2 separate regions of the Homo sapiens genome follow, and region 1 is linked to region 2. Evidence: chromatin loops called from intact Hi-C (ENCODE). Cell type or tissue: IMR-90. All regions are shown on one strand. Links, peaks and the distances in the headings refer to the core of each region. The heading gives the core; the rest is flanking DNA. Region 1 holds the start of LOC124900969 (a long non-coding RNA gene). Region 2 overlaps PLCXD3 (phosphatidylinositol specific phospholipase C X domain containing 3).

What was found. Hi-C counts contacts between places; a loop is a spot of excess contacts. Peaks named below come from ENCODE experiments on the same cell type or tissue, not always from the same donor. Only the 100,000 strongest peaks of a DNase experiment are listed, where the experiment ranks them.
Region 1: a loop joins it to region 2, with 2.8 times the contacts of the local background. A loop is called at or near these places in 4 of 110 quality-filtered maps.

Annotation. Positions count from the first base shown.
Region 1 is chr5:41,272,370-41,284,476 of GRCh38, forward strand. It overlaps LOC124900969 (a long non-coding RNA gene), which reads left to right and starts at 8,999. Exons shown (of 3, transcript XR_007058749.1): 1 at 8,999-9,061. In IMR-90, for the core only: no CTCF peak of the experiment used is centred there; no DNase peak of the experiment used is centred there.
Region 2 is chr5:41,409,085-41,421,191 of GRCh38, forward strand. All of the region lies in intron 1 of PLCXD3 (phosphatidylinositol specific phospholipase C X domain containing 3), which reads right to left. LOC105374740 (a long non-coding RNA gene) reads left to right here. Exons shown (of 2, transcript XR_925950.3): 2 at 1-101. Among named protein-coding and RNA genes, the nearest start is that of PLCXD3, 95 kb to the right of the region's middle. In IMR-90, for the core only: no CTCF peak of the experiment used is centred there; DNase peaks (open chromatin) are centred at 5,697 and 9,337.

The DNA.
Region 1 (12,107 bases), core at 1,644-9,643, 140 kb before region 2:
AGCTGCCTTTCTGTGAATCTGAAGATTATTGAAAACGATTCTTGTTTCCATAATGAGTTCATAATGCAACAAAGAATGACAAGAGTTTACCATATCACTCTGATTGTATTCTGGGACTCTGGAAAGAGAAAATTCCATCATTGAATTACCATTTTATTTGACATTTCATAATGAAATGAGAATGCATAAAAATAGGAAAATAATGCATGTAAATTGATAAAGAAAGAAAAGTATGACATTGTATTTTACAATTCCCCCTTCCATTCTTTGTAACAAAATGCTTTTTTGATTTATTTTTAAATTTTCCATTTGGTGCCAAGTACCTGAGTGTTAGTTATACTGCCAAGAACCTGAGGGTTAGCTACACTCTTCTTTTGAGAACAAATTTGGACTTTAAGGCATCCCAGTAGTTACAGATTAGTGTTTAGCAAAATGTAGGCTAAGAATTATGTCTATCAGAATCACCTGAAGTGCTTGTTAAAAAACATAAATTCTTAAACCACAGTCCTATTTACTAAACTACAATATTTGGATGTGGGGGTCTAGATCTGAACTGTTTTTTTTTTTTTGTTGTTGTTGTTTTAAACGGAGTCTCACTCTGTCACCCAGGCTGGAATGCAATAGCGTGATCTCAGCTCACTGCAACTTCTGCCTTCCACCTCCCAAGTTCAAGCAATTCTCTTGCCTCAGCCTCCCAAGTAGCTGGGACTACAGGCACATGCTACCATGCCCGGCTAATTTTTTGTATTTTTAGTAGAGCTGGGGTTTCACCGTGTTAGCCAGGATGGTCTTGATCTCCTGACCTTGTGATTTGCCTGCCTCGGCCTCCCAAAGTAATCCTCACGCCTGGGATTACAGGCGTGAGCCACTAGGCTCGGCCTACCTCAACATTTTTTACAAGGTTCTTATGGCTTTTACACACACTAAAATTTTGTGTGTGTAAAATTTGGGTTTAAATCACTGATTTAGAAAATCCAGAGAATTTACAATAGGTATAGTTGTTGCAGCCAGGCAAAAAAAGCCATTGATTGATTAATTACTATAGATCCCAAGTTTTTTTCTGATTAGACAGGCTTTGTTTCTTTTTTTTTTTTTCTTTTAATTTGCAGTTTATTGAGTTTTATGTTTAGCCTTAAAAGGTCTTATCTTTTCCAAGATTATAAATAATACTCTTATATTGTTACATTTAAAGTTTTGATTCCCTTGTAAGTTATTTTTGTGAAAAGAGTAAAGGAAACATCCAGTTATATTTATTTTTCAAATGGCTGACCATTATCCCATCTCCATTTATTAATACAAATTAAGAGAATCAAATAATCTACTTAGTCATTTGAAGACTGAGGACCAAGTCAACAAATCAAAATCCAGTTGTGCAACCAATCTCAGAGGTCTTGTTTGACTGAAAAATGATATTGTAAACAGCCTATACCCAAAGTTTGTCAGGATAGTCAAATTAATTTATGAGTGCAGAAAGAGCCTTAAAACAATCACTACCATCAAGATTGTAGAAATGTTTAGGTTTATCCTAAAATCTTTAGTTGCAGAAGAGGAAACCTCCAAATTAAATATTGATACATGCAGGACCATGCTAAGTGTAAGAGACCCTTTTCAGTAGTTGTTTGACTTCTAAGCAGACTTTTGACATTGCTGAATACTCCTTTTCGAAACAGTCTCTTCTGTTGGTTTCTGTGATTTAACATTGTGTACGTGAAGGTGGCTGCACTTGGTGGCTTAACATAATTAAAGTTAATTTCTCACTCATGTTAAGTCCAATAGTGTTTTTCCCCAGGGGATGGGGAAGTTTTCTGGCTTCTTTTGGAGGCTGACATGAACTGACTAGATGGAGAAGAGAGAAATTGTTATGGGAAGATCTTACGTATCAGCTTTGAGAGTGGCGTTTATCACTATTGCTCTCATTCCATTAGTTAGGATTCAATCGTATAGCAATACCTAACTGCCTGGGAGGCTGGGAAATACAGCCTAGAAAGAAAAGTAAGCACGTTGGTGCTCAGTGAACAATCTCTGCTAGACAACTTCACCTTGTTTTCTTTCTCCCTCTTTTATGCTCTTTCTCAGATGCATCTGTGACTTTTTTTCACTACCTAACCCTGAAACATGGATTTTCCTCATGGCTCTGTCCTAAATCTCCAATCCTTTTGGTCTTCAAACTTTCCCTGGGCAATCTCGTTCTTTCACCTGACTTTAATGTGCATCTGTAGCCCCAGGAGCCCCCAAAGCAAAGTCCAGTTGCTACTGAATTTTTATCCGCCAGTGGCTCAAAGGTATGTCAACCTCAAATGTGCAAAAGTGAACTCTTCAGCATCCTGATTCTTTTCTCCTTCCAGCCTTTTTGGACACAGTAAATGGCAACGATCTGTTTCAAACTGCCCAAATCAGAGACCCAGGAGTGCTCCCTGACTCCTCCTACCTTTCCCTTCATCATTGAATTAGTCATTAAGGTCTGATGATTCTAGTTGCTAAATATCTCTTAAATATAACCATTACTCCATGTCCATTTCTGCTATCCTAGTAAAGTCCATCATCCCTTCCCTCTTTTCCTGGTTACTGCCCAAAGTCTTGCTCCCCCTCAATCTACTCTTTATATTGCCACCAAAGTCATTTTTATAAAATTAAATTATTTATTTCTCTGCTTTAACTCTTTCAATGAGTTTTCTGTGCCATCACAATAAAGTCCAAGCTCTCGAATATGATTTATAGTGTCCTCCATGATTTGGTCCTTCTATCCCCTTTCTTGACCTTCAATTCCTCCCCTCTTACTATTTTTCTTTAACATACTGTTTTCTCAAGCATAACATTTTTTTCTCTGGACCTCTGCTCATGTTGTCCCCTTTACTTAGATCTGTTTCCCTGACCCATTTGAAAGTCTAAATACTATTCATTTTTGGGGTTTTAACTTAAACATCACTTCCTTTTGGAAACCTACAAGAATTCCTTAGTTCATACTGATTCATATTAGAAACCTGTAAGGATTCCTTAGTTCATATTAGAAGCCCTGCTTATTCTTCTGTGACACTTTGCAATTTATTGTGTTTTCTTGTTTAAAATGTTTATTTACCCTCACTCTTCTGCACTCTCCAAGAAAGCAGGAGTTGAATCAGTTATGTTTACTGCTTTATCTCCAAGATTCTTACTGGGTATGCAGAAGTTTGCTGGTGAATGAATAAAGTTATTAAGTGAGAAACTCAGCCAGCTACTATCATATTTCTGCAAGTTCTGTGAAACAAATTGTTGCTTATGTGGTCCAGTTAAGTGATCTGTGAAACCGTTTTCCAGAAGTCCAACTTCTGATGGCATCTTCACGTAGCACCTCCAATCACTTTCTTTGACGAGAAGAATAGGATTGCTTTTTGTTTGCACACACTTTTTTGTTTCCATTACTATCAACTCCCTCAACAAACCCAGGCAAAGCTAAGGAGCGATTTCTATAACACTTCCCAGAGGAACACAGTAAAGGAAATCAGAGAGACATCTATGCATTGTTTTTTTCTTTTATCTCCATTAACCTTTTGTGAACCGCAAATTACTTGAGAACAGCTGGGCAAGAGGGAAGAGAGAGCTATTTTGTTTAAAAAAAGATGTGTGAACATAATGACTAATTTGATGCTTTCAGGTTTTATCATCTACAAAGTTACAGTAATTTTCTTAACTTACAATTGACTAGTATAATATTAATCAGGAGACATATTGAGTATGTACATACAGTGAGAAAGGACAACTCTAAAAATGCCAACTGACTTTGGAAAACTTAAATGGAAAAAATGTGTAACTGAGGTGGAAGCTGGCTATTGCCACACCGATCTTCCTTCCAGCATTGAAAAATTTATTCCCCTGGTTATGGAGTGCTCTCTGTTATATTTCATGATTGCTTGGCTGAAGAGAGCTAACCACCCCCAAGGTTACTTCCTTTTCTCAGGTCAGGTTGCTCTACTGACTAGGTTGCCTTGAGCATGTAACAGCCTGGGCCTCTTGACCCAGCTTGAGGCAACTCTTAAAGATTATCCGTTAAATGTGGAGCTTCCCACGTGGTTGGCTGGGGTCTCCATTTGAACACACCACAGCCCACGTTCTCCCTCTGTCCGATAGTGCTTCCTTCTCCCTTCCCACAGGTATCGGTCGTGGGAACACTCCCTAATGAACTTCCCATATGCTAATCTCCATGTGCTGTCTCAGATTCTGTGACACACACCTTCTATACTAGGCTGCAAATTTAGTCTCAGATAGGATTTTTTTTTACTCTGTTATCCACTAACTTCTGGATGGTAAAATTGGAAGAGGAGATATGGTTTGTGCAGCAAGAGGGGCAAGGGAGTAAGATTGGGTTTGAGGATGGAAGTAGGAACTGAAACACAAGGCAGAGGATAGATGGACTCCTAGAAACTTTAGCTTAAGTTAGGTAGAATTATTTAAACTTCCTAGGTAATTTGTAGGTTTTTGCTATGAGAAGAAATCTTTTCTGCTTCTGACCAGTAAAGAGCTCTGTGACTCTTCCCGCAAGTTTGCTTTTTATATTTTGTCTTATACTGCTAGTTTATTGTTTTTTTTAAAGTAGCTTATAACTCAAGATTTTTTAGAGTAGAATCTAGATCTTATGCCTCACAATTTCCACGGTTTCTACCTCAGTACCTTGAATGTCCAAATAGTATAATATAGATAAATTGTTATCAGATAAAGTTTCTTAAAAATAGATATCTACCTAGCTGTGCCTTATTCAATCTAGAACTGAATTTAACTTACTCCTCAGCCTGGCCCTTCCACATTATAACTTTTTTTTATCCCACCTGATTTTAAGATGCTATCAAAACCACTTTTCAAGCTTGGTTAAATAAAATAGCTTTTTTTTTTTTTTATCATCAATACTTCTTTATTTACTGTAATGACTAAATGTAACAATTCCATTATCATATAGAAAGTGACTCCACCTAAAGTTGAGAACCTAGTATGCTCCACGGGCTATGCAGAATACTCTACCTGCAATCTTGAAATACTCTCTGGAGTTTGAAGAAATATGTGCCCAGTGTCTTTTTTTTCTGTTTATTATATTTTATTGTGTTGAATTCTTGTAGGAACCAATTAGACAGATTAGATTAATCTTTCTTAATAAGAATGATTAACAAAAACTCATGCCTTACACTTGCCATGGAACAGGAAGTCAAGTTCATTGTAGAGTCAGTTTTTAGGTCCTGAGCATTCAGTGATGAGACCAGGTCTTGTGGGAGATGGCCGTTCATGCCCGCCTCCTGAATCTTATGTGACATTTTAATTTGCATGACCTGTTTTCATTGCTGTTGGAATTGCTTTTAGTTTGTCAATGAAAGAGTGAGTTAGTTTGTCAGTCACTCAAAGGAAGGAAAGCAGCACAGGAGACCAAGAACCACATCAAGCTAGGAAAGAATAACATAATTAAACACACATGAGTGACCTGGAGAGACTAGAGAAGGGTGTTGTAAATCTTCAAGTAAAAGAATAGATTGTAAGTATGAGCAAGTTTCTCATACTGTGAAGTACAGGAAACTGGCAAAAACTTAGATTAGAAACTTGTCTCATTTCAGCCTTTATTGAATCCCATTATATGTATTCCTTTCACTGTGCTACCCTCCCTGCCCTCGAAGAGGCAACAGTGGGGATAATGATGAATACAAATATGACATCACTACCCTAATGCACTTGCTGGCAGAGGAGGGGACAGAGGAGGACCAATACAATTCTGGAAACAGGAACTTGTGTCTGGGGGAAGTTGAGCTTTCAGTCTCGGTTCTTAAAAGGTTATTTCAGGATATTTCTTAGGAAAAAAATAGGCCCAAATGTTGCTGTTATTGAGTTATCTTTTCCAAATAATCTGCTTAAGAAAATTTTCACGTTTAAGTAGGAGCTTGCCCGAAGGAAATAAAACGTTATCCTCCTATTGATGGCAGGTTTACCAAAACCATATTCTGTGAGCACAACTTTACCCACAAAAGAGGTCAGTCATACCTATATTCCAGTGAAAATGAAATTCCTGTTTCCTGCATTTACTTGTATAACGTGGTGAAAATCACTCCACACTTCTCTCCCTTGTATTTTTACCTGTAGCAAGTCCCTGTGGATCTGAGATGTTTCTACAGCATCTCAGAGGAAGCAAGAGGAGAAAAGGAGGAGAGAAGGGGTGTGGCTGTGAAGTCAATGGCTTCAAGATGCCAGAATCTCAGACCAGACACAGGGGCACACCTATGGAATGTGTATAGGTTTATTTTCTGTTATCTGCCCTTTCTATTAAAAAAATCTTTGAAAAGTAAAGTAGACGGTGACTGTTAGCAGATTGTCCCCCTTTTTTTGAGACCTTACCTTACAAATAATTATTTTCTGTGAATATGAGTCAGTACAGGACAGAGAGCAGAGCCCTTGGATGCACACAGACTCGATTTGGATCCAGCTCGGCCCCTTAGTAGTTGTTATGATAGAAATTTATTATTCAACACCAATTAATTTAGTACCTGTAAATAGCCAAGTCTCGGGTTCCTAAGTTCTGTGTATACAAAGGAAGCAATAGCAGAAGAACTATATTTATTTATAGTCTGAATTGTTTTTGTAAATGTGGATAGATCTCGTTGGGCTTTGATTTGTTTGGTAGGCAGAGAGAATATATTTTTCAGCTGAGGGAAATCAAATTGTTTTAGAATTTAAATATCAGTGATTTAAGTCACTGTTCCCTCTTCCTGTATAATTTTTTTTTTCTGAAATGCAATAGGTCATCTAACCAGTAGATCATACAAAATCCTGTGATGATATTTTTTAAAACACTTTTCAGGAAGCTTATAAAATATGTAACTGGATTACTCAAGTGAAAGTAAGCTGTCAGAAGATGTGGAAGTGAGTCAGGCTGGAAGTAGAGGTAAGAGACGAAAATCACTATAGCAGCAGACTAGGGCAAGAGTCATTAATGCAGCCAACCACTATATTTAATTCTGATCTTCATCATAGACAAGGCCAAAAAACCAAAGGCAGTGAGATATGAAATAAATCTATTGGGGAAAACGTTCTCTTTCCTACTATTAAATCTTATAAGAAACTTATATACGCTTACATGAGACAGAGAGATGTTAAATTTGCTGCATATAACAGGAAAACCCCAAATAAAAATGATTTAAACAAAGTAGCAGCTATTTATTTCATGGGATATAGGGAAACCCAGTGTGCCTCAGGAGTCTTCGTGGTGTCATCACAGACCCAGGCTCCTATTTTCGGATCCATCGTCTTCAAGATTTGTGGCTTTCATCCTCACAGTATCCAGCAGTCCAAGATGGCTGCTGAACTCTGACCATCACATCTGAGTTTCAGGTGGTCAGCAAGAAGAAGGAAACTCCAAAAGTTATTTGTCCCTTCCCATTTAACAAAATTTTCCAGGAGTTGTATGCAACACTTATGCTTCTATTTTATTAGTTAGAATTTAGTCATGTGGCCACATCATGTAAGGGTATAGGCTTGGCTGGGAAAAGTAGTCTTTTTCTGGATAGTAATGTGTAACAGTAAAAATACTTCATAAGCAACTGATAGTCACTGTCACAGACAGGGAATAACAAAATGGATGATGTCTTTAATGATAGTTTTACAGAAAATTCAAATATGGTATTTATAGAAATGCGTTACCAGTGGCAAGAGAACAGAGTCCTGAGGCCACAAAATATTGGTGCATCTGTACTATTTTACTTAGCTCAGGTCTTGGGCATTTCTTCAGGAGAAGTAAATGCTGAAGCTCCAGAGAAATAATTACATATTTAACATGTTGGCTCTAGTTCACTTCCCTAGGGACCAACCAGCTTTTAAAACATGAAGTTCTAATAAGGAAAACATAAATCCAGTTCTTACCCATGAGATGTAATTGATGCATAGTCTTATATTCTTTTGGCCTTCTAACAGGCAATAGCTACACAAAACTTTTACCCGTGGTTTCTGTAATAATTTAATTGTGGAGAAAGTGCTTTGTCCAAAGCAAACAGGTAATCCAGATGTCAGGAGTTCCCCCTAACCCTTTAGGTCTAATGAAGATTGATTTGAGCCCCGTTGTCTGGACTGTGGAAGACCAGAGCCCTTTCCAAGATTACCATGAGCTTCAGAGGGACTCAGGTTCTTATGGTCACCTCTGGTTCTGAACACCTGCTGGTACAAATTGATTTTTTTGTTGTTGTATTTTTTTTTTTTTTTGAGACAGAGTTTCAGTCTTGTCGCCCAGGCTGGAGTGCAATGGTGTGATCTCAGCTCACTGCAATCTCCGCCTCCTGGGTTCAAGCGATTCTCCTGTCTCAGCCTCCCAAGTAGCTGGGATTACAGGCATGTGCCACTACGCCTGGCTAATTTTTAGTAGAGACAGGGTTGCTCCACGTTGGTCAGGCTGGTCTCGAACTCCCGACCTCAGGTGATCTGCCCTCCTTGGCCTCCCAAAGTGCTAGGATTACAGGGGTGAGCCACCACGCCTGGCCCAAGTTGTCTGTTTTTATAGATTAACTTGCTCATGTTGTTCTTCTTGCATACTGTGTGGAGGCTGAGGTAAGACCTGGATATTTTTCTTATTTTCCATACACATAAAAATGCAAATCAAAAGAAAATCTATAACAAAACCAGAAAACTCCCATACAAGGTAATTTGTGGGTCAAGGACTTTCCTGAAATATATCAGAGTAGAAAAGTACATCACATGTACACGGACAATTTTAAACAGTAGACATATTTTGGATAAAATGTCCTTTAGCCACCACGCCATTGGAGACATTTTCTTGGCAGCTTTATTCTCATTTCTGCTTTTGCTAATCCCTTCTTATATGGTTTGGCTGTGTCCCCATCCACATCTCATCTTGTAGTTTCCATAAAATCCCCACGTGTCGTGAGAGGGACCCTGTGGGAAGTAATTGGATCATGAGGGCAGTTACCCCAATGCTGCTGTTCTTCTGATCGTGAGTTCTCACGAGATCTGATGTTTTTATAAGGGGCTTCCCCACATCCACCTCGTTCGGCACTTCTTGCTGCCGCCTGTGATGAAGGACGTGTTCGCTTCCCCTTCCACCGTGATTGTAAGTTTTATGAGTCCTCCCCAGCCATGCTGAACTGTGAGTCAATTAAACCTTTGTTGTTATCACAGGCAGCCAGATTTTGTTGGTGTCATTCCTACATTGAACTACCTTTGATCTATGGCTGCTTTTAGGATTTTAGCAGTGAAAATGAAAGCCCTTAGGAGGCTGAAATTAGATTATGAATGTGAAAGACAAATCACAGTGCCTGCAAATAAGTGCACGGTAGTTATTTAATAAGTGTTAGGTATTGTTACTAAACAATCTTCAATCGATACTGCTTTTCTCATTGAGAGAAATGTTGAGTCTGTTTATTCTTCTGGTGCAGAGTAGTTTTAATTTGAATACAGAGACCTCCAGAATCTGGATTTGGGGACTGAGCCTAAGTCAGGAGTCGTGGTCGGCTGGTTCTCAGGATGTGTCAGTTCTTGAGGTGATTTTGTAGGAACACTGAACTAGCTAGTTCTCTGTTACGGCAATCAGTTTTGAAAATGCAGCAGCTAGCCATTTAAGAATCAACCAGGTGAGCACTGACCATAGTCAATTAACTAATGTAGCGAGAGGGAAAGGTGATAACTATCTTTTAAAGTGTCTAATATCTGACTAAGCTGATCTGACTAATGATAATTTATTTTGAGCTTCACAACCCAAATGAACAATAAAAAGTTACAACCAGCCAACATCTTGAAAATGTCTTCGCCTCTGTATCTTCACTTCTGCCTTGCAAACCTCATCTCTTACTCTCTTCACTAACTTCCTCTCTTAACCTGCCTTCTTTTTCTCCCTCTTCTACATTTATTATTCTTCTGCCTCTTTAGATCCCTTGCTTTAAGTCATGATTTAAGAACTATAGTGCTTTCCTTTTCCTTAGAATTTATTACACATATTCAATAAATGACCAATTTCACTTTTAAAAGTAGGTAGATTGAATATTTTCTTCTGTAAATAAAGCAAACTGTCTAGTTATTTTTTGCACTCAATTGATTTTCCTTGTACAATGTTATTCCTTAATTGAAAATGGCTTATTCTAATGGGTCCAAATGTTTCTCCTCCAGACTGTGTTTTGTTACCTCCCTATAGTTTCTCAAGTTATTTAACCACCATTTCTTGAAAATTTGTTAGATGTTGGACACCAAGACAGATGCTGTAGATTAGATTTGGCTCCCTTCCTCAAGGAGCATGTAGTATATGTGGAAAACAAGACATAAAATACACAATACACAATTTAAAATACTGGTTCAAGACATTATATGTAAACTCCCTACTGTATGTCTTGTTAAGAGGTTTAAAACTTAAATATGCCAGACCCAGGTTAGTGATACAGTTATATTGTCTCTAATCTCCTAACAGCAGACTAAACTATGATAAAAGGCACTTCCCAGTGCTCTTTACAAGGAAAGCAAAACATGGATTCATTTTCTTTTAGAAATAAATCTATAAGGGTGGCACAGTCATAAGTCCTATTAAGCAGTGATATTTTCTCTTTTCTGAAGATTATTACAGTAGATTTTGCCCCATATTCTAGATTCACTATCTCTGGCACTCACTCAAAATAGAGTATCATTTAAAAGAAAGACACTTCTTTCCTTATATATATGACTAATATTTCATCTAAAATGTCATTTTAGATCTAATAGTCAAGTCCCTGGTCTCAATTAGGCGAAGGTAGTCAGATTCTCTATAAAAGGAACTCAAGACAGAAAAAGTAGCTCCTTTTTTTTTAATGTAATAAATGGAAAAAAATACTTTCTTAGGTTACTCACTGGTTGTCTGGGATAGGTAATAAATTATGTAGCCTCAATAAGTCTTAACTAGCAAGAAAAAAGCATCCTTCCTTACTGAAATCTTCGGGGTAGATGAGAGAGGCTGACCACTTTCACCCTGAAGATATGTGTTTTAAACTCATCCTTGCACCTGAGAGGCTCACAGATGTGGCCTCACCTGAGATCACAGGTCAGTGTGGAGAGAGCCAGATAAGGATAGATCAACTTTCATACATCTTTCATATATCCACTTGGATTTCGATTTATTCTATAAAAGCAATTGATTTCTATATGGAGGGCAGGGGCAATATTACAGGGTAGGAGAAGTCATTGTTTATGTATCACAAGCAGTTCTCAAAAATAGTGCTTCCCTGATTTGCTTAACAAAAGGCAGATTCCCAGAGCATTTGAACTACCTTGGGCATAAGGAGAGAGGGAGTTGGGTAGGAGTGGGGCAAATGGAAAGCTAGAGATTATAGGCATTTGACACGTTAAGAAAGATGGTGCAGTAGAATGAAATAGCATGAGGAAGAGAATACTGGCTTGACTAAAGAGAGAAAATAACTGAGAATTTCAGGACCTTTGGTGTAAGGGAGAGCTAGATCTATGAAGGAGCTTGAAACTAAATGGGAATCTATTGTTTAGTGGGCCTGAGATGTTTCTGATTTTGAAGTGTGTGTGTGTGTGTGTGTGTGTGTGTGTGTGTTTAAATGGTAATCAATGCATATTTTCAAATGTTTTCGAGACTTACAAGGATATACAATAAAAGTGCTCCTATAATCACTGCCTCTTAAACCACCCAATCCCAATCTTGGAGGCAACTGATATTACCAGTTTTTTTGTGTGTCCTTCCAAAGATGTTTTATGCATGTATAATATGACTATATTTATTCTCTTCCTTTGCCAATATGGAGGAAAGCTTTTTGAGAGTTACATGCTTTGAATAAGAGAGAAGCTCCAGAGCATTAGAACTGGCCAGAATGCCAACTCATTTTCTTGAGAGATAAAAAGAAAACAGAAAAATAATCTGCTGAAAATGGAGCAATACATACAATAGTTTGAATGAGGGTGACTATTAGATGTCCCTATTTATTTGTATTATGGAATATATTGGGGTATTGTGCCCTGCCTGGTGTTACTAGACATACATTAAAATAGAGGAGGTATAACTTATTAAGGGAGTACCATCTGAATGGCAAGGTAACCTAAGCAAAGGAGGACTGTCCTTTAGAGCTCTGTCACATTATAGTTTAGATAGGTTTTCCAAGATTTATTATGCAATATTC
Region 2 (12,107 bases), core at 2,515-10,514:
AAGAGCCTGAACAGCCCAAGGAGGACAAGACAGTCTTGACCTAAGGGAAAGATATGCTTTATTTACAAGAAAACATTAAAAAATCTGTTTTGTACAGGAAACTGTCTAGTTCTTTTCCTATTCACTGCCCCCAAAGATGACCTATGAAGCTGGAGAAACTGGATTATCGGGAGCCTTGAGCAGCCTTAAGCCCAGGGTGCTAAGGTCACAAAATGGATCACTCTCCCTTTGCTGGCTGGGCTCCAGCCACAGCAGGCTTTTTTGAGCTTATCAAATATACTAAGCTCATTTCAGCTTAGCCCCTGCACTTGGTAATCCCACTGCCTGCGATACTCTGCCCCTCATTGTGTGCATGGCTAGCACCTTTTCATTCAAGTCTCAGTTTAAATGTCATCTTCTTAAATAAACCTCGTATCTAAAGTATCTAACTCATCCAACCCTCCCCTGCTGCCTGTTAGTCTGTATCACATGATCTAGTGATATTTTCTTCATAGAGTTTATCACTAGCTTCAAGTTTCATTTTATTTAGTTGCATATTTGCTTGTTGTCTATCTCTCCCCACTAGCATTTAAATTCCATGAGAATTAGTATAGAATCTGTCTTGTTCGCTATTGTGCCCTCAACAAAAGGCACTGCCACTAGTACATGAAAGATGTTCCCTAAATATTTGTTGCATGAAATAATATATTTTCATTTCACTAAACCTCAACATCCTCATCTATAAATAGGACTGATATCACTACTTATAAAGATTATAAAATAAGTGATAAGCAGTAAACACAAATTATGCAGACAATATTCAAGAAGTATTAACTTTTATTATCACCATGAATTACAATTTCTACATTATTAACACTGAGAACTAAGTGCCTGGCACAGAGTAGGTTTTCACCAAATGAATGAATGAATGAAAGAATTAATAAGAATTATACTGAGAGATTACAAACAACATGGTTGTCATAAGCTCTCAGAACTAACTCAAAGAAAATACTGCCACAGCCTCTGGGGTACTTTAGATAGATTAATGTCTTCTAAAGCCCCCCTCCTTTTATTTATCTTTTTTTTTTTTTTTTGAGACGGAGTCTCACTCTGTTGCCCAGGCTGGAGTACAGTGGCGTGATCTCGGCTCACTGCAGCCTCCGCCTCCTGGGTTCAAGCAATTCTCCTGCCTCAGCCTCCTGAGTAGCTGGGACTACAGGCGTGCGCCCCCACGCCTGGCTAATTTTTTTTTTGTATTTTTAGTAGAGATGGGGTTTCACCATGTTGGCCGGTATGGTCTTGATCTCCTGACCTCGTGATCTGCCCACTTCAACCTCCCAAAGTGCTGGGATTACAGGTGTGAGCCGCTGTGCCCGTCCCCCGCCCCCCAGCTCCTTTTATGATTCCCTGGACCGTGAATTTCCTGTACCGGATGTCGCAATGCCAAGCCCTGCCAATTCTGGAAGGCTCTGCTCCTTACACATGTGCCGTTTCAGATTCTTACTATTACTGTATGTTCTGATATCCAGGCTCAGCACTGACAGCTGTCCTTCTACCCAGGCCATCTGAAGGAGGCTCAAGTGTAGGGCACCTCACTTTATGGCCACCTTTTTTCCCAGCAGTTTTATCCTTGTGACAAGGACCTAAAACTGAGCATCAACAGCAGCGGTTGAAAGAGAAGCAAACAAAAGTCAGTGCCATATAGAGGTAACGTGCAGCATAAGAAAAGAAAGTTGGGAAAGGAAATGTGGTTGCCACACAGTCAGCCACATCTTCCCTATTCCTCTGTAGCAGCTAATTGTATAAGACGTTGATATCTTTTTTATGCCACCTTCTCCCCCGATTTCTCCACTGGAGCCTCCTGGTGGTGGCAGACCCTGCAGTTTGGGGCAGTCTTGAGTATATGTAACCACAGGAGCAGCTCTTATGTGGGAAGACAGAACACATAGCCTGGGCAAATGGGGGAGGGCAGATTAGATAAAAACAAGTCCATATCACTAAAACCAACTATTCTGAAAGACAATGACTCGATTGTGTTTTCCCTCTAAGAAGAAAACAAATACAAAACCTGGCAAATAAACAGTCTAATTATTAAATTCTCTTAGATTTGAGAACCAAGAAGGCCTCTGAAGCCTATTTACCTTTGTTCTTGTATGTCTGGCACTATTTCTTTTCCTTTTATGAATAAAGAAAATCTGAAATAACACAACATTACCCTTAATCATGTTTGTGCTACAGAAATAACATCTCCTTGAAATACCAGCCTTTGATTCTATGATGCCCTCACCAAACACCACTTCTTGCCAATAGCTGGATCTTTTCTTTATCAAGGGAGTGTTTGAGGGTTGGGGATTATTTCTTTGCTCTTCCTTCCAGTCTCCCTTTCTCTTCCTCTAGCCTTGGGATTTGAGATCTGGATATGTAGAGAATATATTTCCTTTTGCTCTCCAATCTCACAGCAGAGCTGGGATAATAAGAAATGTTTATAAAACTGGCACAAACAAACAAACTGGTTTCTAAAAACTAGAATGTAGGTACCAAGTTGAGCCCATCATAAGATGATTCTGAATAGTATCACCTTCATGCTACATGATATTTGGTCTTATAAATCTTACATGGCATGCAAACATTCCCAAACTCCTTACTCCAAATAATATTTTTATAATTTTATATTTTATAATTTTATAATTTATAATTTATAATATTTTTATAATAGTTTTGGTCATATAGAGTATTGATCATGGATATATATATGTCCATATTGATATCCATATATATATCTCCATATATATGTATCCATATATATATCTCCATATATATGTATCCATATATATATCTCCATATATATGTATCCATATATATATCTCCATATATATGTATCCATATATATGTATCCATATATATATATGTATCCATATATATCCATATCTATCTATCTGTATGTATGTATAGCTGCACCATTTAGAGCACACACAGACACAATCACATTTCTAACAATTGTTTTACTTCTTAAGGAATTTTTTTAGGCCTTTTTAATACACTGAACTGTTTATATTGTCTTCTGATAGGAACTGTTTAGACTGGATTCAAATCGTGGTCAAATTTATACTCTATATTCTTACTCATGTTTGGTCTCTTTAGGAAAAAAATATATACCAAATGCATTGGGTTACAACATCAATGTTTTTCCGTAGTATTACATAGTCTTCAAACATTGTTTAAATGATTGCATTGTGCCGTATATGCTAATAAATACTTTAACAATTCCTTTATAAGTATGTGTTTCGAGTTATCTCTTTTATTAATTATACCGAAATGAAACTCTTCCTATATCTTTTATAATAAATTCTCAGAAATTCAGTAGTCTCATTTATTAGGAGGTGACTTACACCCTTTCTTTACCTTTACTTCATTATTTCTTCCTGTCTTTTCTCAGAGTTGTGTACCTAACTTAAAAGAAGTCAAGGACATGAGAGCTGTTAGTGGGAAATTACAGTGGCAATGTGCTCCTTTGCCACTCGCCCTTGATAATGACCTTCTAATCACATACTGTTTTCAGTCTGCACCCCTCCGCCTCAGAAAACAGGCATTTCTTGTTTCAGCCTTAATGTCTCACATCTTTATTACATTATCTTTTATTGTGTCAGCCTCTACTTCTTATCTGTAGTCACTCAAGATCTTACCTCAAAGAACCCCCTAATGCTAAAAGGACTTGATATTGTCTGGACTTGGTGACATACAATTTAGAGTATACACAGACACAAACACATCTCTAACAGTGCTTTACTTCTTAAGGAAAACTGTAAAGCCTTTCTTTAATTCAACTATTTGTACTGTCTTCTGGTAGGAATTGTTTAGACTGGATTTAAATTGTGGTCAAATTTGCATTCTATATTCCTACTCATGTTTGGTCTCTTAAGGAAAAAAGAAGTAACGACATGACAACCAGTAATTTTCTAATGATCCTAAGTTGAGATCAAAACAAAACAAAGAATAATAATAAACTCTGCCATTTATTGTATTACACTTACTAGAATTATATGTTTAACTTGAGAGTTACCACCAGTTCACAGAAGATTGCAAATAATTTTTTTTTAAATTGCCTACTTACAAGTTACTTATTTTTCTACAAACCAAACAAATACTTTGCAAGTGAATGATGCCAAGATTAGATCATGAAAGTCATAAATTTTGTACAACACAAAGAAAGGATGGCTGCGAGCTGGCTCAATTGCAGTGTCAGACCAGGCAAATCAAGAAGAAATATTAGAACCATTTTGTTTCTGCACTGAACTTGGAAGAGTCATTTCAAATCAAATGAGCAAACATGCATTGAACACCTGCAATGCAACAGGAAATTTGCTAAACACTATGATAGATGTAAAAATAAATATGACTACTTCTGGCCCCAATAAACTCAAACCCAATAAATTTGTGAATGTTTTCAAAAAAATGGTCCTTGCCTTTAGGAACTTTAAATGAAAACTTCTGGCCAATCCTGCCAAAGAGACTGTTATTCCACTTTTCCATTATTTGTTTCTAACAGTCAATGTGCTTGAATTACAGGAGATATGGGTTAACTGGATTAGCTTCTTGGTCATAAAAGTGTTTCTATTATTATTACTAGTTTAGGCAATGGTCATCACACTTATGAGGTGAAAGAAGGGCTTTTAATCTCCCAGTGTGAGTAGGCTTTGATTCTCAGTACAATAAAAATCACCTATATTCTGCACCTTAAAATATGACAAACTAGAGTTTAAAAAAAAATTCTCCCATAAGATACAAATATGTTTTTCAAATATTTATTTTTTAAAATGCACCGCTGAGCTGGTAAGAACATAAGGGCAATTTTCAAGGGTCAAAACCAAACCAAGGAGCAGACAGAATCCAGGTGGGTAAGCCAGACCTGAAGCCTTGGAGGTTCTGATGATATTTACTGATACAAAAATCTAGGACTTTTGAGTTTTTTTAGATACACAGTAGAAAGGTCTGGGCCTAACCAAGCAGTATTCACATAAAGCTAAGACCCACATGCTGTACTATACTATAGCCCAGTGAAACTGAGGCTTCCATACCCCAAAAGAAGTTTTCAAAGCAACTTGTCTGTCTTGGCCTTAGCTCTTGATTGGGATGGGGGAAGAGAGGGAGTAGGCATTTTTTTTTTTTAATTATTTATTATTATTTTTTTGAGATGGAGTTTCGCTCTTGTTGCCCAGGCTGGAGTGCAATGGCGCGATCTCGGCTCACCGCAACCTCCGCCTCACCAGTAGCTGGGATTATAGGTATGCACCACCATGCTCGGCTAATTTTGCATTTTTAGTAGAGACAGGGTTTCTCCATGTTGGTCAGGCTGGTGGAGTAGGCATTATTTTTGATGGAAAAAGAGAAGTAACTAATTAAGAAAGACACTTCTACTGTGGTCTTTAATTGTACTGCGAATATTTTATTTCTTTACCTGTATGATGAATAGGAGGGTGATTATTATATTTGTGTGTCTCTAATATCTCTGAATCAAATAAAAAAGCATAAGTAGCCTGTTACAAATACAGTACTTAACCCTTATTTGCAGTTTTGCCTTCCGCAATTTCAGTTACCCATGCTCAATCACAGCCCAAAAATGTTAAATGGAAAATTCCAGAAATAAACAACTTATAAGTTTTAAATTGTGCACCATTCTGAGTAGCATGATGAAATCTCCTGCTGTCCTGCCAGGGACATGAGTCATCCCTTTGTCCAGTGTATTCACACAGTCTACACTACCCACTCCTTAGTCATTTAGAAACCATCTCAGTTATCAGATCAACTGTCAAGGTGTCACTGGGCTTGTGTTTAAATAACTCTTATTTTATGCGATAATGGCCTGAAAGCTCATGAATAATGATGCTGGTATATTGTTATAATTGTTCCATTTTATTATTAGTTGTTAATTTCTTATTGTGTCTCATTTATAAATTAAACTTTATCACAGGGATGTAGGTATAGGAAAAAACATACTATATGTAGGGTTTGGTACTATTCATAATTTCAAGCATCCACTGGGGATCTTGGAATGTATCCCCTATGGAAAAGGGGATGCTATTGTAAAACCAAAGACATAGATTATTTTTAGATTAAAAAATTCAAGGTATAGCTAATTAAATGACAGGTGAGATTAGAATTCCAGCCTCTCAACACCGAATCCCCTGCTCTTTCTGTACTTTTTAAAAAGAGTGTTTCAAGACCTCCCAGAAGTTTTGTATTTTACTGTGGGATGTGGCTGAGCTCAGTCTCAAGGGTAAGTCATTTTCAGGAAACCTTGTCCCAGACTGGCAAATACTCTGTGTGCTCTTTGGAATAGCTCCAAAACAGGCCATCCACTTTGGTACATCTTTGAATACAATAGTCATCCTGGATCTAGATTAGAAAATCCACTAAGAAATGACTCTCTTGTGTTGGGGTGAAATTTATTGACAGATCCATATGTTTCCTCTGACTATTTAGTTCACAATGACGTTGCCCATTTCTGAATTCTTAGAGCACTTATTATGCATCCTAATCACTTAGATACTTAGTTCCATTCTGCATTTAGTAGGTAAATAGGTTATATCTTCAATGTGACTCAAAGTTCCCCCAAAAAAGAGATTTATTTTGCAGTCCCTACATTGCCAAGAAAATTTAGAATAGGAAGGGATATTATTATCTGCTTGAAACTTCTTATACTACATTTGAGGTAATTTGCCCCTATAAAGTGATTTGCCCCAAATCACACAGTGTATCTGTCAAAGTGTTAAAACATGACACAACCCAATTAGGATAATTCAAGGAGAGTTTATAATGGAACTGTGTGGATAGGATGTAGGGAAACTACATATTATAATGTAGTGCCTCAAGGCTAGTAACAGGTAACTGTGGCCACTCTTAACTGATAAGAATCAGGAGTGTTACCAGAAACTGGAAGGAGAGGGCTATAATGAAGATGCCTTGAGAGGAAAAAGGATCTTCAGTAAGGAAACTCAGCCATCCCCAAACAAGCTCAAAGAGGGAGATTAGGAGGAATAAATAACCTGACATCACTTTTCCATATCCACTCTGGGTACTTCCATTGGTCAAACCCAACTGTAACCTTGAGAACAAAGAAGCCCATTGATAAATCCTATAATAGTTACCCTTCTGGAGCCAAGGGCAAGATGAAGGAGGGTGAGGAGATCTAGAAGGAAAAAGCGACAGTATCTAGGACATTTAGCTTTGGCTGGAATAGAGGTTTCCTAACTCCAACTTTACTTTCAACCAGGACATAACTCACATTGCTCAAAAAATGCTTAATGAATTGAGCTAAGTTTAACTGACTGAAAGCTGCCAAACCAGAAGGAAGGTCTGTGTACCTAATGTTGAGTCAGGGCCCAGTGAGGGTGGGTCTCAGACCATCTCCTACTTTCAGAATTGGAATCAGATCCCGGAACTGTACTCAGAAGCAGATGGGAAACCAGTGTAGTGCCCAGGGCCAAGTGAGTAAATGTTCCAAGCAACCAGACCCACTCAGCATCCTCTTTTGCTAAACAGTGACACAGCCCAGCATATGGCAGGCTGGACACTGTGTGATGTGTAGGACCAGAGCCAAAGATAGAGCTGGGCTGGTTAAAAGAGACATGTTAGTTTTCAGAATTTGAGAGTTACAGATGTGGCAGGTTGAGAACATTCAAGAACCATCATATCCTTTTGCCTATGCCCCAGTTAGATGTGAAACTGAACTTCAGAAGGCAAGAGTGGGATTGAAGGCAGCTTTTCTACACCTCCACTGTAGCAGAGCCCCAGAGTACAAAAGATGAGGAATTCACCTTTTGGGACGGTGAAAAGTTTGCAACCAGGAATGAGATACCAATTAATCCAATATGAACAAAAGATTCTTCCCCAGACCAATCATCAGACTGAAAACACTGGCATTCATGGACCAAGACAAGAACAATGGTGGGGACATTTAAGGTTGATCTAGTAGATGTTTCTCTTTTCTTCTCAAATCTGTGGCCAACACTAACATGTCTATTATTCCTCTTACATATCCCTTGCTGAGCTATTACGATAATCAAGTGAAACACTGAAATAGCACTTTGTAAATCATAGGGCTCCCTACATGACACTTATTACTATTACCCATTGAGGGCTGCCTAAGGGTCCCAGGAAGGGAGACCTATTTCCACCCCTCACTTTGGCTACTATCCTGGAGGAAGGTTCCATTGCTGAAGTCTACATTACAAAGAGAGTTTTGCCATTGCCATTGGGTGGATAAGGTGATGGTGAGTGTCTTCTCAGGAGCCCCAGCTGATTTTTGGGTCAGCCTCCTCCTTTTCATTCCAGGAACTAGGAGCCAGAAGCAGATGAAACTTGACTAATGACCAAGAGAGGTTAGAGAAGGCTGGGAAAAAGTATTTTCTTGCTGCTTCTTCTACCCAGCAAGGCAAGAAGATAGACCCTGTTACTGAAGAATCAGTAGAAGCAGGACAATCAGGACTCTGGGAAATCCTTGGAGAAATCTCAAGGGAGGAAAGAAAATCCTGGAACAGAATAACACATTGATATTAACTACTCTCTGATTAACAGCTAATTATTGCAAATGAGTTTACTGACCTTTTCCCTGATGATTAGGAGAGTGCTGCCATCACAAAGCTGTTAAGCCATGGTATAGGGCTGCGCTGAGCAAACCTGGAGGGTAGGACTTTCCCAAGGAACCAGGGATACCTGGGCAAAATGACCAAGGATATCCCAGGAGGGCAGCCAGAGAAACGTGCCCACTGTGGGCCTGAGGGGGTGTCTATGTTGGACTGGCCAAGCTGACTGAGCAGGTTGTTGGAGATTTGGATACATGGGCCAAAGAAAATAGAATATCCTCATGTGTTATCTTATTTCACTACCTACTAACAGTATGGAATTATCTATATGTTAGTTTTAAGAATTCAAATGTCATATTAAGTTTTCTGAAATCAAATTCTATCAAATAATCCAACAAAACATGTAATTGCCTCTTTGTTAGGGGAAAAAAATTGTCCAGGATGGCTTAGGATATGGTTTTCAAACTGCAATATATAGGTATGTGGCAGTGCAGTGATCTAGAAGCCAATGCAGTGTGTGTGGCATATATTTTTAGAATATAAATTTTATCTAATATTTGAAAGAGGAAGAAATTATTTTCATTTAAAACACACACACACAAGTGCATTAATAAGAGGAGGTCAAAATTCTCTTTTGTTTTTAAGATAAAACATGAGGCTTCAAAGACTTTTTTCTTCCTTGTAGCAAGCTACTTTAAATAACACACAGACCCACACACCCTGGGGTCTGCTCTCCATATGCAGCTACTGTGAGTACTTGGGTAAGAAATTCTGGTGACACACAGCCTTATGTGAAAGCAGAGGGATAAGAAGTAGAAACAGCTGTAAGGTCTTTTACAAATCTAGAAACTGAAGACTAAAAAACACATGTCATATTAATTTTTTTGGTACACTTTATTTAATATTTAACATTTGTATGGCAATATCCTAGATACTAAGGCAAAGTTAAAACTGAATGGTATGTAATTCAGTTGCAAGTCTTCCAGTTTATGAATCAAACCACATTAAGCGGAGTAGTATAGGTTCTTGCTTCCCTCTCTTCTTCCTGCCACACTGCCTCCCCACACTGCCTTCCATCCCAGATACCAACTGAAAAAACTTTCACTCATAAACTATCCTAATTGTTTGTTATTCCAGCAATGACACTGAATCAGTCATCATTTTGGAGAAGAGTGTGACTCCCAAATATTTTGTCATTTCCTATGATTTACAATGAAATTATGATCTGTTCCACCTCAGAAGGTTACATTGTTCATCACAAAAGGCACCTTGTAAATGGAAAGCAGTAGGAGTCAGAGAGAGGCCAAGGCTGAGCAGCAGGCAGCTGGGTGCTCTGCATTCCACTATCTTGGAGGAGTGACTGAGGCCACAGCCCTCGATTGTAGACAGTAGGTTTTACTTTATGTTATTATTAGTTCCCTCTTCTCACTTGGTATATGTTAGAAACATGAAAGTTGAAAATTTGGCAGAGGCAGGGGGTGGGGGAAGAAAGGTAATAATGTTAAGGAAAAATGCCTTCTAACAGAATTTCCAGAGAGAAAATAGGAAGATGTAGCCAGCAGCAAGAGAATCCTTCCCTTCCCAGTTCGGCTCAAGATTTTGTAGCCACAAATCTTCCTCAAATCAAAGCTTCCTATCATCAGGAATTCCAAGGCTTCGTGATAATAAAAAGGACCTCACAAAAAAATACTATACAAGACGTTCTTTCTTTGGAATAATTTCCTGGAGTATTCAAATCAAAGTGCTAGGGGAACATTTCAGAGATTTCCTAGGATATGATAGTGTTTTTCCAATAGAAAACAACATATCATATAGCAAGTCAGTCACATCTTCATGATGCCAAGACATGGTTGAAGTTTTTGGGAAAACAGTAGATAGTATTTCTGCTCCATGTTAACCATGAAGCAATTAAAAAAAATACTGAGGTTTTTCCCCCAGAGATAGCCAAGCAAAATCTTATTTCTTAGAATGATATAATTCTATTGTTCACTGAATCATTTCACACCAATGGCCATACTGGAGAAAATGACATGTATTCTAGAATTAGATTGCCCCAGTCCCACTACTTCTTAGTTATGTGACAACAGATTAAATTTTTTAATCTATTTGTGCCTGAGTTTGTTTAGCTGTAAAATAGGGAAAAGACCATAGACCAACCTCACTCAATAGGTTGTTGTGATGATTAAATGAGGTAATACATGGAAAACACTTAGCACTGTGCTTAAGTGCCAAATAATTAATTATTATGATTATGATTATTGTTAGAAAATTATTTCTCTGAGATTTCACAGTAAGCACCTTTAGTAGCTAAATAATTCCATGTTAGAGGTACATAGTCTTTCCTTTTTCCCATTTCCCATAATTACTCATCTATTTTTATTTTTAAATTTTAATTATTCTCTGTCAAATGTGTTGTTGCTATAATATGCTTCCAACCTTTTCAAAAAGTTTACAGGGTATAAATTATAAATAAAGACAATGATTGCACCTATATCAAGTATCTCATCTATGAGCTTTTAAATGGACTACTTTTACGTCTATATCCCACCCACAGAACAAGAAAGAACTCCTAAATATATATTAACTAGAGAGTAAAACAAAAGGGAATAGAAGAAAACTGATACATGTCATTAAATTGGTCTTATTTGAGATGAATATATTGTGCTCGTTTAACTTTTCCTCAGCCCAGAAATGCACATTTTTTAGAGTCACAGTTATTATAGAAATCCTAGTCCAAGCTAGGCAAAAACCCATGATCTCTAGTGGCATAAATTCAGTGTTCCTCATCCCTCCAAAACAACCAACTTTAGATGCTGCATAAAACAAGATTATAATAATCACGTTTTCTTTTAGGAATGTAACAGTGACATGAAAGATGCAAAGGAATCAAACTGTCAGGGTCTACCTCCAAACCCCTTCCCCTCTTAGCTAGAAAACATGTTACATCTCTCAGACTGGGCTTCTGCCAAATCTGCCATGCTTAGCAGTCTTAATTTCTTCTGCTTCTCAGTGACAAGTGACTGGCACCTCCAATGCTTGCAGAGAGAATTTATCTTTGCATGGCAGGATAATTGTATACAATAAGCCAGGACATGAAACACAGATACAAAATGGCGTTGTGTCAGCATTTTTAGTCTTTCCTCCAACCCTAACTTTGTCACATCACCTTTGCATTGTCTGCAAGTTCTTGGTTGCCGTCACTACGCTAATTCTGGGCAGCTTCTCTCTGCAATCATGTGACCATATAACTCCATTATGTGAGGCTACAGATAATAAAATGCTACTATTTATTAATACTCAGGGATACTTTTCCCCTGCATTTCCTGCATTCTTTCAGTGGAATCTTACCCACAAGTAGATCCCTGATATCCTTTTACTCTCCTAAGGTAAAGGGAACATCATTCCAGTGATAATATCTGATCTCTCAAGCCCTAAAGAAGTTATTTTCTGGTAACATAAAAATGGAAAGATATGCCTAATATAAAATGTTAGGCATATTTTAGGATAATATTAGGCATAATATCCAAACATCAAAACAGAGTGTAT